Regions from separate parts of the Homo sapiens genome. Here region 1 is linked to region 2. The links are chromatin loops, found by intact Hi-C in ENCODE. Cell type or tissue: mammary epithelial cell. All regions are shown on one strand. Links, peaks and the distances in the headings refer to the core of each region. The heading gives the core; the rest is flanking DNA.

The links. A loop is a pair of places that touch in the nucleus more often than their neighbours do. Peaks named below come from ENCODE experiments on the same cell type or tissue, not always from the same donor. Only the 100,000 strongest peaks of a DNase experiment are listed, where the experiment ranks them.
Region 1: it touches region 2 in a loop (6-fold over the local background); 28 of 110 quality-filtered maps call a loop at or near these places.

The regions. Positions count from the first base shown.
Region 1 is chr2:42,325,223-42,332,037 of GRCh38, forward strand. EML4 (EMAP like 4) reads left to right here. Exons shown (of 23, transcript NM_019063.5): 20 at 245-332; 21 at 932-1,030; 22 at 3,664-3,794; 23 at 4,512-6,815. The coding sequence ends at 4,985. Among named protein-coding and RNA genes, the nearest start is that of COX7A2L, 33 kb to the right of the region's middle. In mammary epithelial cell, for the core only: a CTCF peak has its summit at 3,397 (motif pointing left); no DNase peak of the experiment used is centred there.
Region 2 is chr2:41,866,256-41,873,070 of GRCh38, forward strand. It overlaps the pseudogene RNU4-63P. Among named protein-coding and RNA genes, the nearest start is that of LINC01913, 7.9 kb to the right of the region's middle. RefSeq lists a silencer at 3,563-3,662. In mammary epithelial cell, for the core only: CTCF peaks have their summits at 3,647 (motif pointing right) and 5,096 (motif pointing left); no DNase peak of the experiment used is centred there.

The DNA of each region.
Region 1 (6,815 bases), core at 882-5,881, 460 kb after region 2:
GGAAGTGTCTAATACAGGTAGTAGGTGCTAGTTTCTGGTATCTAGATAGGCCAGAAAGTTTCTCCCAGGTTTCAAGTGCTGAGGATTTGCTGTGAGCCTGCTCAGTTTTAGAGGGTGTGACACTGCTTCCTCTCCTTTAGAAATTCCAACAAATGTGTATTCAGAAACAGTATTGGCTAGCTGTTGAACTGTTTATCATTCAGAACTCTAAATGCTTTCTAACAATTTATCTGTTATTTTCTAGGGACATTCCAGCTACATCACACACCTTGACTGGTCCCCAGACAACAAGTATATAATGTCTAACTCGGGAGACTATGAAATATTGTACTGTAAGTATGAATGATTTTATATATATATATATATGCTATGATTATATTTATATATATATATATATATATATATATATATATATATGCTAAGATGTGTCTGTCAGGGGCGCTAATGAACAGGCTGCATGGAATCTGAATTGTGCAGAGAATGCTTGCCAACCTCTTTAACCTGACAAAGCATATGTTATGCTGAGCTAAGGTAATGAGAATCTCAAATGTGATTCACTTCTCCAAGAGTAATGAATTAATGTTAATAGTGTAGAACAGAAGGCACATATAGTAATAAGAAATTACTCTGTCAAATTGATGCTGCTCTGAATGGTTTTTCATTTAATTACTTCTCCTGGAGGCAGGGAGGAATATGATAGATGGGCATTTATGCTTTTTAGAGGAAAAAAAAAACTTCCATGGGAAACAGTTTGTAGTTTTATAAACCCTGTTAAAGTGAACACTTTCTTTTCCTTTTTAAATGTGTCTTAATGTTTTTCAGTGTATGGATTATAAATACAAGTAAACGTGGCTAGTTTGAATCAAGATGCACTTTCAAATACATTTGTACACAAGCACTATGATTATACTTCCTGTTTCTAAATTTAAAGGGGACATTCCAAATGGCTGCAAACTAATCAGGAATCGATCGGATTGTAAGGACATTGATTGGACGACATATACCTGTGTGCTAGGATTTCAAGTATTTGGTAAGGAAATGACACCTGATGTAAAGAAGTGGTTTGTGGGTTTTTTATATATAATATTTACTTGCTTAAATTTATAAATGAAAAATAGTCTGTGTATTCTTTAGCTTTATCACTATTAATGTCAGCCTCAGAGAAATTAAATGTATTAGGATTGAACCAACATGGGATTTGTATTTTGCAGAATCAAGCACTTTTGGTCCTTAATATGAAAGACAAGGAATTTACATAGTAGTACAGATTACCTTCCCGTTTTTCTTTAAGTGAAAATTGAAGTTATTAAATTTGGAAAGGCATTTTTAAATAGCTTGAGATACATGCCATACAATTCACCTAAAGTGTAAAATTCAGGCTGGGCGCAGTGGCTCACACCTGTAATTCTAGCACTTTGGGAGGCCGAGGTGGGCAAATCACCTGAGTTCAGGAGTTCGAGACCAGCCTGGCCAACATGGTGAAACCCTGTCTCTGCTAAAAATACAAAAATTAGCTGGGCGTGGTGACGTGCACCTGTAATCCCAGTTACGTGGGAGGCTGAGGCAGGAGAACTGCTTGAACCTGGGAGGCAGAGGCTGCAGTGAGCTGAGATTGTGCCACTGCACTCCAGCCTGGGTGACAGAGTGAGACTCCAGCTCATAAATAAATAAAGTGTAAAATTCAGTGGTTTTTGTATACTTAGTTGTGTGACCATCAAGGTCTAATTTTAGAACATTTTCATTACCCCACAAAGAAACTCTGTACCCATTAACAGTTACCCCATCTCTCTTATCCTCTACCCCACCCCCCAGCAACCACTAATCTGTTATTGATTTGCCTTTTCTGTATAGTTTATATAAGGGGAATCATACAATATTTGATCCACTGAGACTAGCTTCTGTGATTTAGCATAACGTTTTCAAGGTTTATCCACGTTGTAGCATACATCAGTACTTTACTCTTTTTATGGCTGAGTAATATCCCATTGTATGGATAGATGACATTTTGTTAATTCATTCATCAGCTGATGGACACTTGGGCTGTTTCTACTTTTCAGCTATTATGAATACCACTGCTGTGAACAGTCATGTGCAGGTTTTTGTGTAGACATGTTTTCATTTCTCTTGGGTATTTACCTAGGAGTAGAATTGCTGAGTCAAATGGTAACTGTATGTTTACTCTTTTGAGCAACTGCCAGACTGTTTTCCACAGTGACTACATTTACATTTCCACCAGCAGTGTACGAGGGTTCTGGTTCCTCCATGTCCTTGTCAGTGTATTTTATTATTATTTTGCGTGTGGATGTCTAGTTGCCTTACACCACTTGTTGAAATACAAAGGCATTTTTAGGAGAATTATATAAAGATAACTATGTGGGGCTTCTTCCTAATCTGACGTTTTGTAACTTTCTGGAAATCCGACCTCTATGACTGTTTTCTAAGCCTTCCTCAGTATTTAGGTATCCTTCTGAAAGGGTTAGAAGATAGATGGAAAAGTTAAAATAATAAAGCGTTATTTGCAAAGAATTAAAAAGAAGTGTTATGCTCAGGTAATTAAAATACTGGATATGGATGTGGCACCAATACCTAAAGCAATACACAAAAATTAATATTTTCTCTTTAACAATTTATCTCTGCCTTCTGAAAATTGGGTTCTCCAGCCTGATCATAGATCTGAACATTTCTTTATGCTATGTGCATTAGGAAAATAATCCATTATAGGTGGTTGTTCTAAACACAAGTGCTATCAAGACAGAGAAGCCTAATAGGCCAGGAAGGAATTAAAAACAAAATAATTCTGTCCATAAACAATTTCATTATTCTACGTGAAAATGAAGCAGTGACCCATAGCTGGTAGCTTCTGTGGTTATTTTAATGAAGACATTATTTATTTAAATTATTAAGAGAGACCAATTTTAAAGTATTTTGACTTGTTTTTAGCAAATTTACCAAAAACATATTTGTTCTCTAGAGTAGCATTCAACCACAAGTGGCCAACATCTCAACCCTTAAATCTTCCATAGTTTCAATCTAGCCTAATAGAGGTTTGTGAAAATTATGTTCGACATGATCATTAGTGCTGCATAATGATTCAGAATAATTAAATTTGACGTGTCTTATCTTGGGACATAATCTTTCCAGGAAAATTACATGGGATAGCATGCTAAACTAGTGGATGGCCTATGCTTTCTAAAAGAAATAATCTCTCTGAGGTTTTCTTGGAGGTGCTTGCCTGAAAGAAAACCTAGACTCCACTTCGAAGACTTGGTGTTATGGCTTTGTTTTTGAACCTTGTCTATACAAGTAACTGATTCCCTCCATCCAGAAACTTTAAAAAGGAAGAGCTTATTGCTGAGGTGTAAGTCAAGCTGAAAGTAAAATAAATTATTAGCACCACCTGCTGGTTACCATTGAGTACCATTGAGTCTTTAAGTTTTCCATTTTGGGGCTATTTTGGTTTTTTATTAGTTAGATTTTGGACAGGACTTGATTTGAATGAAGAACAGTGTGAGCCACTGAGAAATTTGTAAAGGAAATGTTAACAGCTAAGAGTTTGAACATAGATAAAAGCTAAACAGATTCTAAAATAAAATAAACATATATAGCATCACAGTTATATTTCTTCAGCTAATTTTTCTGCATCCCTGTGTTTCCATATCAAAGGTGTCTGGCCAGAAGGATCTGATGGGACAGATATCAATGCACTGGTGCGATCCCACAATAGAAAGGTGATAGCTGTTGCCGATGACTTTTGTAAAGTCCATCTGTTTCAGTATCCCTGCTCCAAAGCAAAGGTAAACTCACTTTAATAGAAACTAATGTTATAAGGCCTTCTGTCCAGGGATGATTTTGCATCCATAGCAAGAAAATATAGGTTACTGATTCCTCTCCATGATACTCCAGTGCACAGAGGGAGATAAGGGCCATCGGTGAGCATCCATCCAGGCAGTGCTTGTCTTCTCCCCCTTCCTAAGGCTAAGGAGAAGTGAGCTGTAGAAATGACGACCGATGATGTTATTCCTGTTTCTTTATTGTCCGGTTGCTTTTTATTTTGATTTGTTGGCAATTTAAAATCTCTCCTAAATATTTTAAAATATTTTATTTGTTGGATACATATTCAACGTTATAAAACTAATGGAACTGTTTCCCGAATGTCCTGTAATCCTACCAACATAGTAAATGTTCCCCTAACCATTTCAGAAGAATAATTACTAAGCTCTGGCAAGTATACGACCAACATCTAGAAGAGACAGACTTTTAGCTATTTTTTTAAACATATAGTGTGAAAATACAGAGATGTCCAATTCTTCTGTTTCGTTTTTCCTATGTAAAGTGATAATAAAAGGAAATAACGGCTAGCCTTACTCCTGAGATTTGATGACTTCTGGCTTTAAATTGGATTGCCCATTTCACAAGCTGAGTTTACCCCCCTTACGTATCACCTCCATTTCTGAAACAGGCATGTCAAGAATGAGTTTAATTTTCCTGTCTGTCTGATTTATTTCATATAGGCTCCCAGTCACAAGTACAGTGCCCACAGCAGCCATGTCACCAATGTCAGTTTTACTCACAATGACAGTCACCTGATATCAACTGGTGGAAAAGACATGAGCATCATTCAGTGGAAACTTGTGGAAAAGTTATCTTTGCCTCAGAATGAGACTGTAGCGGATACTACTCTAACCAAAGCCCCCGTCTCTTCCACTGAAAGTGTCATCCAATCTAATACTCCCACACCGCCTCCTTCTCAGCCCTTAAATGAGACAGCTGAAGAGGAAAGTAGAATAAGCAGTTCTCCCACACTTCTGGAGAACAGCCTGGAACAAACTGTGGAGCCAAGTGAAGACCACAGCGAGGAGGAGAGTGAAGAGGGCAGCGGAGACCTTGGTGAGCCTCTTTATGAAGAGCCATGCAACGAGATAAGCAAGGAGCAGGCCAAAGCCACCCTTCTGGAGGACCAGCAAGACCCTTCGCCCTCGTCCTAACACCCTGGCTTCAGTGCAACTCTTTTCCTTCAGCTGCATGTGATTTTGTGATAAAGTTCAGGTAACAGGATGGGCAGTGATGGAGAATCACTGTTGATTGAGATTTTGGTTTCCATGTGATTTGTTTTCTTCAATAGTCTTATTTTCAGTCTCTCAAATACAGCCAACTTAAAGTTTTAGTTTGGTGTTTATTGAAAATTAACCAAACTTAATACTAGGAGAAGACTGAATCATTAATGATGTCTCACAAATTACTGTGTACCTAAGTGGTGTGATGTAAATACTGGAAACAAAAACAGCAGTTGCATTGATTTTGAAAACAAACCCCCTTGTTATCTGAACATGTTTTCTTCAGGAACAACCAGAGGTATCACAAACACTGTTACTCATCTACTGGCTCAGACTGTACTACTTTTTTTTTTTTTTTTCCTGAAAAAGAAACCAGAAAAAAATGTACTCTTACTGAGATACCCTCTCACCCCAAATGTGTAATGGAAAATTTTTAATTAAGAAAAACTTCAGTTTTGCCAAGTGCAATGGTGTTGCCTTCTTTAAAAAATGCCGTTTTCTTACACTACCAGTGGATGTCCAGACATGCTCTTAGTCTACTAGAGAGGTGCTGCCTTTTCTAAGTCATAATGAGGAACAGTCCCTTAATTTCTTGTGTGCAACTCTGTTTTATCCTAGAACTAAGAGAGCATTGGTTTGTTAAAGAGCTTTCAATGTATATTAAAACCTTCAATACTCAGAAATGATGGATTCCTCCAAGGAGTCCTTTACTAGCCTAAACATTCTCAAATGTTTGAGATTCAAGTGAATGGAAGGAAAACCACATGCCTTTAAAACTAAACTGTAATAATTACCTGGCTAATTTCAGCTAAGCCTTCATCATAATTTGTTCCCTCAGTAATAGGAGAAATATAAATACAGTAAGTTTAGATTATTGAATTGGTGCTTGAAATTTATTGGTTTTGTTGTAATTTTATACAGATTATATGAGGGATAAGATACTCATCAAATTGCAAATTCTTTTTTTTACAGAAGTGTGGGTAACAGTCACAGCAGTTTTTTTTACCAACAGCATACTTAACAGACTTGCTGTGTAGCAGTTTTTTTCTGGTGGAGTTGCTGTAAGTCTTGTAAGTCTAATGTGGCTATCCTACTCTTTTGGGCAATGCATGTATTATGCATTGGAAAGGTATTTTTTTTAAGTTCTGTTGGCTAGCTATGGTTTTCAGTACATTTCCTACTTTAAGAGTAATTACTGACAAATATGTATTTCCTATATGTTTATACTTTGATTATAAAAAAGTATTTTGTTTTGATTTTTTAACTTGCTGCATTGTTTTGATACTTTCTATTTTTTTGGTCAAATCATGTTTAGAAACTTTGGATGAGTTAAGAAGTCTTAAGTATGCAGGCGTTTACGTGATTGTGCCATTCCAAAGTGCATCAGAACTGTCATTCCCTTCTAATATCTTCTCAGGAGTAATACAAATCAGGTATTTCATCATCATTTGGTAATATGAAAACTCCAGTGAACTCCCAAGGACATTTACAACATTTATATTCACACGCTGTATGGAAGGGTGTGGGTGTGTGTGAAGGGGCGAGTGGAGACACTGTGTGTATCTCTAGATAAGAAGATATGCACCACGTTGAAAATACTCAGTGTAGATCTCTATGTGTATAGGTATCTGTATATCTTTCCTTTTGTTTACAACTGTTAAAAAACCTCAAAATAGTTCTCTTCAAAAGAAGAGAGATTCCAAGCAACCCATCTTTCTTCAGTATGTATGTTCTGTACATACTTATCGGAGCGCGCCAGTA
Region 2 (6,815 bases), core at 617-5,616:
TTCTTCCTCCCACTTAGTCTAGACATGCCTCTTTTAAATGATCGACATGGTTGACAAATTTCCATGTTATTTCTTTGAAAAAGAATTGTTTCTCTTTGTTATATACGTAGAAGAAGATTAAAGTGTACAACTTATCAATGTTTCCTACTGTATTATTTCGTTTTCATGCTGCGGATAAAGACATACGCAAAACTGGGAACAAAAAGAGGTTTAATTGGACTTATAGTTCCACATGGCTGGGGAGGCCTCAGAATCATGGCAAGAGGCAAAAGGCACTTCTTACATGGCAGTCGCAAGAGAAAATGAGGAAAATGCAAAAGCAGAAACCCTTGATAAACCCATCAGATCTGGTGAGACTTATTCACTATAAGGAGAATAGCAGGGGAAAGACCAGCTGCCATGATTCAATTACCTTCCCCTGGCTCCCTCCCACCACACGTGGAAATTCTGGGAGATACAATTCAAGTTGAGATTTGGGTGCGGACACAGCCAAATCATATCACCTACTGAATTGCTATTATTGCATGCAGTTTTTTTTTAGTAGTTATCACATTCCAAGAGGAAACACTGTCACTATTCATAAATTTACCACACACTCAATTTATTTCTCCCATATTTATTCTACTAAATCTTGAATAAGTGACATTAACTTTTTGCCTAATTTTTCTCCCTTGAAAACAAATTGTGTCTAGCTTGAGTTTTGTCTTCCAAATCTCCACATTCTAAATCCTCATCCATCTGCCTATAATGAATAGTACTTATGCTCCCCCCACTTTTTGAGTGTCTCTTTCAAAAAATCTTACCAGAGATACAAAACATTAACACAATGTTTAAACCTGCTGATGTGGAACAAGCATGAACTTTCTGTTCAAACGCACTGCACAGAACGAGCCTCAGTCTTCTCACATTTAAAGCAGTCAGATTCATTAGACTTGAGAGACAGTCTCTGAGTTCCTCTGCTACTCAAATTTTTATTTATCCTTAGTCATTCTCACAGGACAAAGGCTGCAGGAACCTTCTGGTAGAAAGAAACAAAGACAGGAGAAATCAACAGAGACAGAAATGGAACAGTAGCAAAAAGGAAGCTGTCCCAGATCCAGGCAAGAAAGATGTCTCAGCCAGGGCAAGCCCCATCTGGGGAAAGGAGCTCTTGTCCTGTTGGTTCCTCCCAGCCACAAATACCAGCACACGTGTACACTCCACATAGACAAACCCCACTCTGCAGATACACACACACCGCACACATACACAGCATCAACATCCACACAAAGAGCTGGCTATGGCTCCTTCTCTCGAGTTGAGCCTGTATTTGACAACTGTTGAGGAGGCGGAAGCTGGGGGTGGCCAATGAATAAGAAAACAAAAAATGAGCTTTGTGTGAGAGTTCACTGGGATCTTACAAAATGTCTTTTTAATCCTGGAACTATTTTCTGTTGTGTGGGAGGAGAGGAGCAAGGGTGATGCCTGGAGATGGAGGTCTTGAGGAGGACGTGTGCAAGTTCCTAGGGAGGGCAGAAATCAAAAATGAAAGTCAAGGTCGGGTGGATGACACAGGGTAGAGAGCCAGTGAGTCTTCACAGCACCCTGGAGTCAGAAGGATCTGCTGGTTCTGCTCAAGGCTGGGATGCACTTTACCTAGATCCTGGAAAGCAACATAAATCACTGCCTTGACTGGCCACAGCTGACCATGGGGATGGGGGTGATGAGGGCTAAGCTCTGTATTCTATGCACAGCATAGGAGTTCACTCAGCCCCAGCCGCGCAGCTAGTGCCTTCCCTCTGCAAACATTCCACAAATGACCATAAACATCCCACATATGACCATTTCCATTTGAGTTTTTTAACACTTGGGCTCTCAAGGCTTAAGAAATTCTCCACTCTTCAATTTATAAAAGTAAATCACATTTGGGCATTTTACAGAAGGTCAAGAAGTTTTGACACCTACATCAGAGACATACATCTTTCCTTCCCTCCTCTTACTTTTGAAATGATAGCCAAACCCCAGCGGTTTCATTGCCTGGGAGAATGCTGTGCCACACACAACATCTGTAAGTAGTTAATTTTCCAAATGGGAGATGGTCACCACAGATGCAGAACTTTTAAAAATAAACATCAGAAAAATATTACTCCAGCAAAAATGAAAGCCTAGAATCCACGTGAGTGGGTGGGAGGTAGCTGGCGCAAGGTAGATCAAAGCTGCATCCTAGTCTGCCTGGCCATGCAAAAGCAAGAAAAATAGAACCACAGAACTTCAGAGCAAAAAAAAAGAAGGACCTTTGGGGGGTATCCTAGCTCCCATATAATAGGGAAATTAAGGCCTGGGCCAGGAAGTGAGTGCCTATCTGTGTTGGACTGGAGCTCAGGCTGAGAGCTTTCTGCTCTAGAATAAGCCTCATTTTTATTAGGGTATCTTAGCTTTTTCCCTTTTAAGAAAAATAAAAATCCTCTGACTTAACCACGGCCTTTAGCCCCTACATGGGGCCCTTTTGAGGTGGGCGGGGGACTCTGGTCCTGGCCTCCTGAGATGGGTGTATCCCCTACCTACACCCCTCATCATGCATGCCCTGCATCTGGATGGCAAGCCATGAGAACCCAGGACACTGCAGAGGCCAAGGCTAGAGCAAGACTGACAAAGGCCTAAGAGAGGGAACTCCACTTGGGCAGCTACTTCTTATCTATTTTATGGAATGAGGTGGCCAAGCTTGAGAATCTTGTGCCCTGAGACTAAAGAAAGCCTGATCACTGTGACCAGCATGAGTTATAGAGAGGTTGGGGCAGGGCAAGCTGGACATCCAACTGCACCCACATCCTCCCACAACCATTCCTCTCCTGCCTCAACATGAGACTGGTGCCTCTGGACAGGAGCAAAGTGAGGCACAAAGTATGTCCCCTACACACAGACAGGCACAGAATAGGCATTCAGTAAACCATAGTTCAGCCAGGCAGGATGGCTCATGCCTGGAATCCCAGCACTTTGGGAGGCCAAGGCAGGCGGACCACCTAAGGTCAGGAGTTCAAGACCAGCCAGGCCAACATGGCGAAACCCCATCTCTACTAAAAATACAAAAATTAGCCGGGTATAGTGGTGGGCACCTGTAATCCCAGCTACTCAGGAGGCTGGGGCAGGGAGAACTGCTTGAACTCGGAAGGTGGGGGTTGCAGTGATCCGAGATCACACCACTGCACTCCAGCCTGGATGACAGAGTGAGACTCCATCTCAAAATAATAATAAAATAATAAACTGTAGTTGTTTCGGCTTGGAGTGAAATGGAAGAAATATGAGGGACAGATAGCACATTTAAAGGGATCTATTGTTCCAGCCCAGATGAGCCCCTGGACATTCCTGTGTGTTATGCTTTACCAGGTGCCTTATCACTGCTTTATCCATCTCTTCCCTACAGGTGGTTTTCTGCAGGGAGGCTCCAAAAGACAGAAGCTGAGTTCTGCCAGAAGAAAAAGGGAATGGAATATGTAAAAGAAAAGGATAAAAGAAAACTGGGGACAGACAGGCAAGGCTAGTAGGGAAGGGGGAGTGGGGTCTCTGGGGAGAAGAGAATCCTCAACCTGGGAAGAAGGGGAGGCTTGAAAGCAGAGGGGAAAGCTATGGAGGTCTGGAGGGCAGAGGAAATCCCAGATGTGGTGGCCAGCAGGGGTCGCTGATGCCCCACCAACAGCCTTAGGGCTGGGGAAGACTCAAAGGGAGGAAGATTTTCAAAAGCTCAAGTGGGCTTCACTCCCTCCCCTACCCTCCACCGTCCCCTCTGCCCCAGACTCTTCCTTATGGCATTGAGGTCTCTCTTCTAGGGTTCTGGAGGTTCCTTTCCCTGTGATCCTTTTCCTGAAAGTGAGCAAGATAGCCTGGCCAGGCAGCCCTGGGGGTGATGGAGGCAGCAGGTGGGGAGAGGCCTCCTGGATTTGCCCTCCAATGCTGCTCCCATGGGCACCCATGGAAATGGGGGTAGGAGGGCACCTCTGACCACAGGCTGCTGATGGGGTTGGCGCAGGCAGAGGAAGGGAGGGAACTGCTCTTCCTGGCTATCCTTGTCAAATAGCAAATTCAGAGCAGAGCCACAGCGAAGCCTGGAGGTAGAGGAATGCCCCCCGGCCAGCAGTGGTTCAGGGCCGTGCTTAGGAGCACCAAACCTGAGCCTGGGCGCTGCATGCTCCGAGGGCCAATCCCAGCACACACTGTTCCCCCACTGTCTGAGGCCCAGCACCTGTTGTCTAGAATCAGCGTCTACTTGCCTCTAGGCAGACACCCTGACCAATTCTCTACCCTCCTTGGCTTCTCCATTTTCAGTTCTGCTCCTCAGACACCAAAAGCTCCTATCACTACAACCTTCCTCATATTACCTTTTCCAAGATTCTGGCTTAGCCAGTATTAGTTACAGTTCAGGTCAATCAATGTCCTTCAAGAAGAGTTTAGGAAGACCTGTGTGTCCCAAGTCCTAATCACATCTCAGAATGGTTCTGCCACAAACTCTGAGATTCTTTCAAAAAGCATGTATTGATCTGCTCTTGCTTTCCTAGGGCCATAAAAGAGGCAGGCTTATGGAACCAAGTATGTTGCGCCTCTGAGCTAATGGTTCCATCTTTGGAGGCCACTCCTCAGGGTAGTTCTTAACTGACAGATGACCCCCGACATTAGAAGAGATGCCAGCAGAGTCCAGACCTGGGGTAGGACCCTGAGCTGTTTATCCCCAACAGTCAGAAGGAAGGCTGCACTGTCCCAGGGGCACCCAGCCTCCAAATGAGCCTCAAGGAAGGGTCTGGAAGGCCAGACAATACTATGGTCAGATTATGGACTTGGGAATTGCTGCAGATGCCATTGGGGGTAAGGAAGATTAGGAAATTCTGGAACTCAGGAGCTGCCCAGGCAGCCAGACTGCCTCTGACACACCCAGTCCTCATTTGGATTTGAGGAAAGGAGACTTGAGCGCAGGAGAAAGGCACCCAGGAGCCTGTGAGTCGTGCCTAAGCCTCTGGATCCCACATCTGAGGAAACAACTTAATGTAAGCTTTGAGTGGTGCTACCACCGTCGCCTCTGAGGTTTAACCGAGGCGCGATTGTTGCTGATTGAAAACATGAGACCTAATTCCAGCCCCCTCCTCCCTCCAGTGGCAGGCGGAGGCTCCACATCCATTTCCTGCCTTGGTCAGAACTGGCTCCGGAATGGGACAGGGCTGCCTGTGGCTCCAGCTGGGGGAGGCTGAGGTGAATAAAGACAGTGATGGAGAGGGATCCAAGGGAAACCAAGGATGGATGTGAAGAGCTGATGCCACCTGCCACCCATCCAGGTGGAGTCCTCCCAGACTCCAGGCTCATGCCAAGGGAGGGTGTAGGTGGTTGCTAGTGTAAGCTAATCCTGTGTCTGTGATGCCGAAAAAACTATATAAATGCCCATCACCTCTCTGGGGACAGCCCTGCTCCCCAGCCATTCCCTATAAGAAGCTGCCCTTATACAACCACTTTCCCCCAGTCTTGGAGATGGTCAGCTCTGCAGAGCTCACAGAGAAATCAAAGATATATAGGGTGTTATTAGACGGATCCTAGCAAAGGGCAGGTTTAACCAATGCCCTCACATTTTATAACTGAAATTCAGAGCGGTTAAGCAACCTCACAGAACAAGATCTAGTCTGCAACTCTTTGCTTCTTATTTTTTGGGAAAGGGTCTCACTCTGTCATTCAGGCCAGAGTGCAGTAATGCAATGATAGCTCACTGTAACCTCTAACTCCTGTGCTCAAGTGATCCTCCCACCTCAGCCTCCCAAGTAGCTGGGACTACAGGTACATGTCTAGCTAATTTTTTTTTTTTTTAAGAGACATAGTCTCACTATGTTGCCCGGGCTGGTATTGAACTCCTGGCCTGGTCCCCAAGGGATCTTCTCGCCTTGGCCTCCCAAACTACTGGGAATATACACTTGAGCCACCGCACCCAGCCTAGTTTGCAACTCTTGACTCCTGATTCCTGAGTGCTCCTTCTCTGACACCAGAATTTTCCAGAAGGTCTCCGAAAGAGGTCAAGAAATAAGCAGCTCTGATCAAACTATTAAAAAATCAGCTTCAGGCCAGGCACAGTGGCTCATGCCTTTAATCCCAGCACTTTGGAAGGCCGAGGCAGGCAGATCTCTTCAGCTCAGGAGTTCAAGACCAGCCTGGCCAATGTGGTGAAACTCTGTCTCTATTAGAAATACAAAAACTAGCTGGGTATGGTGGCACATGCCTGTAATCCCAGCATGCGCCACCACACCCGGAGTTCTGAGAATTGCTTGAACCCAGGAGGCGGAGGTTGTAGTGAGCTGAGATCATGCCCCTGCACTCCAGCCTGGGCAACACAGCAAGACTCTGTATTTTTTGTTTTAATAAGCTTCAAAATTGTAATAAGTGAGTAGTCAATGTGGCTGTTTGCAGATAAACACACCAACATGTCATTTCATTTAGCATGATCCTGAGGGCCATGCCTCATGGAAAGCCATCCTCACACTTTTCTGTTTCCCCCTCAGTCTACTCCCCTGAGAAATGAAACCACATCCTGGCCTCAGAGGAATGCCTTGAGGTTGCCATGGTAAGACATATGTGCGGTAGTGTCTCACCAATCCTGAAATCACCTCTCCAGCTGACAGTCAAGGACAGGGAAGTGGAAAAGACCCCCAGACAGCCACTGTAGACCTCACAATGTCCGGGTTCCAAAGTTCATGCCAAGCAGTCACAGAAAGGCCTTTCAGACTCATTTGGATTCTTTTCATTCTTGCTTCACAAACAGCTCTAACAGACTTACCCTTCCGAATTTTTGTTGTTGTTATTATTACTTCTTT